Regions from separate parts of the Mus musculus genome. Here region 2 is linked to region 1. The links are chromatin loops, found by intact Hi-C in ENCODE. Cell type or tissue: left cerebral cortex. All regions are shown on one strand.

Region 1 (2,500 bases):
CTTCTTATCATTGATTACAGTCTTTGCCTGCTGTACTCTCCTGGCTTGTAAATCCCAAAACAGGCACCAGTCTGTCTTGTTCACCCGCAGGGGTCCAGAGCTCAGCAGGATGCCCAACATGCAAATTAATTTGTTTCATTTTTTTGAATCAGCAGATGGAGTTTCTAGTTGGAAGAACATGAAAAAAGGGGGCGTTGACATCCAGAGAAAGTGCAGACGTGCAAATGGACATTTAACAGTTTGAGTGGTGCCCCATGGCTTAGCCACTGTGTATGAGACTTCCCTGAACTCTCTCAAATCCCAAGAAGGATGAACATATCCTTCCAAGAAACCAGCTTAGGAGAGGGACAAGTGGCCCACATCACCTGGAGGGAGGCCTGCTCAGGAATCTCTCCCCCACACAGGCGGTGTCCAAGAAATAGGAACAGAACGTTTAACATTGAGCTCGACCCACTGGAGTAACAAAGCCCTTTCCAAACTAAGAAGAGGAAACATGGAGTACTTAGAGCATCAATGAAAAGAAACCAAAACAACCTCTGCCCTCTTTAGCTCTGCTGTGCCAATCCCATCCAATGCTACCTGGGTGTTTACTGCACCCAAGACTGGACCAGAAAGGAGGAGAAAGGCAGTGTAGCCAGGGGGCCTGTGAGTGCCACCAGGAGCTGCCACCTTTGCCCTGTGTCTACTAACTTCCATGGGACATGGGCCCTTCCATGCATATCTTTCTTCACTCAGAAAGCCTGGCTATCATAAAGATGAAAAACTTGCCTGGAATATATATAGTTGAGCCCCTTTTTCTCAAAAGTCTTATCGAGTTGGTAAAGTACCATTAAACACTAGCTGATCACTAAAAATGTCTAGTTCCTTTTTAGGATTCTGTAGCTCCAGCGGTTACACAGCCATCTTCGTCCTGTGGGGTGTGGTTATGTAGACAGAATGGGTACACAGAGAACAGAGACCACAATGCAGACAGACTCCTCTCACTCTCCCAGTACTGCTTCCATCTAAGCTAAACAGCAAGTCGGGCTGAACTATCTACCATTCACTTGTCGACCAGGCAAGTCCAACCTACACCCGCTTGCCACGTGCACCCAAAGGCAGCAAAATGATTGCAACCTAGCACAAAATCGTAAACTCGCTGGTTACATCATGAGATTATTTTGTTACTCAATTGCACGATCCTCAAATGTGAACGCTGTAGATGATAACACCATGTTCCCATCTACGTCAAATGATTGAATGCATCAGTTCAGAGTCTAAGCTCTTGTGTGCGCCTGTTTTCAACTAGGAATCTCACATTGTTTTTTAATCTGGACCTATCTATCAGTTCCTCTTGAGGTAAAGAAGACAAAGTCATGAGGCTATCTGGGCAGAAGAATGGAACGACTCGGGGTGGGGATGGGGGGGGCAAGGAGCATGAGATCAGGGGCAGTGAGGAAGGGAATGAAGGAGAATGACGTTATAATGAGACACATATATGAAAATATCGCAATGAAATCAATTACTTTATAAGCAAATGTAATCCTCTAAAAAACATGGGTGTAGTTTCCAAAATATCCCCTAGAGGGCACCAGAGTGTCACACCGGAAAAAAAGTTGTGCGTGGTTTTGTTGTTGTTGTTGTTGTCTTGTTTTGTTTTGCTTTGCTTTGTTTTTAAAAAGACAAGTTGGGGTGTGGAGGGCACAGGTAATGGAATATGGAGTGTAAAAAAAATAAATTAATTTTTATCATAAAAAAGACAAGTTTTCCAGTATTTTGTTTGTTTGTTTTGTTTTGTTTTGTTTTTCCAGGCTACTTTTCTGAAATGAAGTCTGAGGTCAGATGTTCCTCACAAGAATATAACTGTACCTTCTAGAAGCATCCTTGGGGCCTCTTGGCATCATCAGCACTCCCTCATTGTATTATCATACATAATACTGAAGTTGCAGGGAACACATGTCACCTGACACCAAGGAGCCATCTGGTCTACCCAGGTCCTGGATGCAGTGTCATAAGAAACAAAGTCCTCCTGGGCTTGCACGCTCTCCCGTGGGTCTCCACTGGCGGCTTCCTCCTTTGGCATCTACCAAGTTGTTCCTTCCACAACCATGTGAAGCAGGGAGAGTAAGGAGGATTAAGCATTTGGTGTGGGAAACTCCCAGGACTTGCCTCCAGTTGTAGCTAATTCAGAGATGGGCCCAGGGAGAGAGGGACATCTGCTAAGAGTCTCCCTAGAGAGCCTCTCCACAGTGCTCTGGCTCCATCTTCTGACATGAGGACTACCATTCACTAGCAGCTACCCACTTCCCTCTGGGGACGTAATCACACTGCTCCCCTTTCCTCGAAGATCACTGATCCTTACTGGGTGCTGTGAGCTTCTGGGCTGTTGTCAGAAAATCAGTCTCTTGCTGATAAAGAAATTGCAGCACGTCACAAATTTCTATGTGCTTTGTCTCTTGGTCCTGGTGTGTTGTGACACCCTTTGTCTTAGTTAGGGTTTTACTGCTGTGAACAGATACCA
Region 2 (2,500 bases), 210 kb after region 1:
GGGAGGAGGGCGGCGGGGGCCGGGAGCGCCGCGGGGCGGGCCACGCAGGCCGTTGGGGCCCTGGCTTGCCGACCCCGGGGCGCGGACGGGCGGGCGATGGCCCCACGCGGGGACCCGGACCCGGCCAGTCCCCGAGCGAGCGGCTGCGGGTCGAGCCCCGCGTCTGGGGAAGCCTCTCGGATACCGCCGAGGCCGGGCGTGCCTTCGGGGGCTCTCCGGAGGTGGTGCTTTGGGAGAGCCTCCTTTGGGGCCGATTTTACTAATCCTCCGAAAGGAAAGAAAGAAAGAAAAAAAAAAAGACAAAAAAATTATGAAGGTTGGAAAGCACTTATCTCGGTTCCTCCCCAGTGGGTAAAATGGCGAAGGGGAAGCAAAACCCCCGCGGTATCTTCGACTAGCCTAAGCACCAGAACAAACAAAGCCTACATGAATGGCCCAAGAGTCCCCGCTTTCGCCTCGAGATTTGCCTACTTCTTCCCGTTGCTCCCTTTTTTAAAAAGGAGCAAAAAAAAATTTTTTTTTGGTTACTTGCGATCACGTAGGTTTGCAAAAAGCAGTCACATAAAAATAACCTTTTAAAAGAGTCACCAACGCAATGTGATCACTAGGCCACCCCATCTCTTGATTTCTTTTTATGACAATAAAGCACAATATTTGTTTTTTTGTTTGTTTATTTTTAAAAAAAATTTTTTTTTTTCATTTTGCCCGGTCCCAAACGCCGCAGAGCAGCCTGCGGCTGCCCGACACTATACCGTTGGCGACTCGGGTCGATCCATCATGGCTGCGGCCGCTTACCCTGCTTTTCAGTGCCTGCGCCTTGTGGTCCTCCTCCCTTTGGCTGCCCTGTTTATATAGAGCCATTGCCGCTCTCTAATATAGACTCTGCCAGGATGGGAAGGTGCTTTTCAGGCCTACGTCACCGCCTCTCCATTTAAACACCAGATCCGGCTTTAAATAGTGAGAGCTGCTGAGCGCGGGGCTGGGAGGTGCGTGCTCCCGAGGCGAGAGGAGCCGGCGTGCGGAGCTCATTTTATTTCTAGGCTCCTTTCACGCCGAGATTTCGCTCCGGAGCCGGGAGGCTGTTGTCACGGACCCGAGTGTTTTGCTGTGGCCGCTAGAGTGTACTGCCTTTGTTTGTAGTGGGAAGTAGGCCAGAATTGCAGCCTCGTTTTGTTCTTTCTCCCTTCCCTTTATAAGAGTTTCATTTTAAATCGTTTTAGATCAGATAAAATGATTTCCTCCCCCCCACCCGCCCCCTTGGAGGAGATACGGTCAACATTCTCGGCTTAAAAAAAAAATGCGTTGTACATTAAATGTTTCCGGAGGAGGACTTGAGTTTGGTGGTGTGTTCTTAATACCCAAGGCATGAAGCTTTTCAAAGAAATAGTGACTGACTCTCCCCTGTGAGATCTGTGCTCACAATCTATTGCTTGATGTGTGTGTAGAGGCACAGCCTAAACTGAGCTTTAAGAATTAAAGATTAAGTGGTGGTTTTAATTTTACCAGTGGCTAGCATGGTATCTAGTATAAAAATCCACCTAGGTGACCTAATATTGTGCCTAAAAATTAGCATCTTCTAAAAGGAACCTTTATTAATCACTTGCTAATGCTACATGCAGTCTCTAATTCGCCAGTTTCAGAGTTTGGAATACTGTTTTAAAAGGACAGATCTAAATGACCTTGTATGCCATAAAGACAAAAGCCTGCTGCAGTGAAGTTTAGAATTTAGCATTTCCCTTTTTCCTTCAACAACGGCGCTTCTGAATGGGTTAAGTTGTAGGCTGGTTGCTGAATGATTAATTACATAGTAGCAGAGAAGGGCATTGCCTGCTTCAAGTGTTGGACTCTCCAAGGAAAGGGTTTTAGGGTAACTGATTTCAGAAACATTAAAACATCTGGTTTGCTGGAAATTGATCCTACTAATTTAAAATTACATGGCCAGTATAGAGTTTAGTGGTGTAGCCTGAAGGTAGACCAGGACAGGGAAAAAAACCAAGGTAGCTTTTGTATAATCAAACGCTGATAAGACTGCTGGGTATGACCAGGAGACGACTTGTGAACAAAAAGTTCCCCAACATCTAAGACCTGGAAAGGCTGTGAGATGGGACAGGCGTTAAATCAAGCAGGGCTAGTAGGAACCAGGAGTGACCATGAACTGTTATTAATCATGATGGTAGACATTTTGGTCACCATCAAGGAAATTACTGGAATTTGTGTTGACTGTGCATAAAGAACTTTGGTTTATGAACTACTTTGCCCAGCCTTACAGTTTTCTGTCATTGTCAAATTTAGTTTACAGTGTCTCAGTATATTGATCAGGCTGGCCTGGAACTCTGATATCCTCCTGTCTTTGCCTCCAGAGTGATAAGCCTGGCTTAGGATTGTAGTATCTTTAATTAAAGTCACAATTTAAAATAAATTTTAGATAGTTGGCCAAATGGCTTGTATTTAATAATTATTTAATTATTTCTCAAAGCCTACTATAACATTTTGAAATCAG

The links. Hi-C counts contacts between places; a loop is a spot of excess contacts. Peaks named below come from ENCODE experiments on the same cell type or tissue, not always from the same donor. Only the 100,000 strongest peaks of a DNase experiment are listed, where the experiment ranks them.
Region 2: it touches region 1 in a loop (2.5-fold over the local background); 2 of 42 quality-filtered maps call a loop at or near these places.

Annotation. Positions count from the first base shown.
Region 1 is chr12:91,798,654-91,801,153 of GRCm38, reverse strand. No RefSeq gene overlaps it. Among named protein-coding and RNA genes, the nearest start is that of Ston2, 13 kb to the right of the region's middle. In left cerebral cortex, a CTCF peak has its summit at 1,555 (motif pointing right); a DNase peak (open chromatin) is centred at 1,572.
Region 2 is chr12:91,586,833-91,589,332 of GRCm38, reverse strand. The region is part of intron 1 of Gtf2a1 (general transcription factor II A, 1); the gene reads left to right. Among named protein-coding and RNA genes, the nearest start is that of Gtf2a1, 1.6 kb to the left of the region's middle. In left cerebral cortex, a CTCF peak has its summit at 1,089; DNase peaks (open chromatin) are centred at 216 and 910; H3K4me3 peaks cover 2,048 bases; H3K27ac peaks cover 1,576 bases.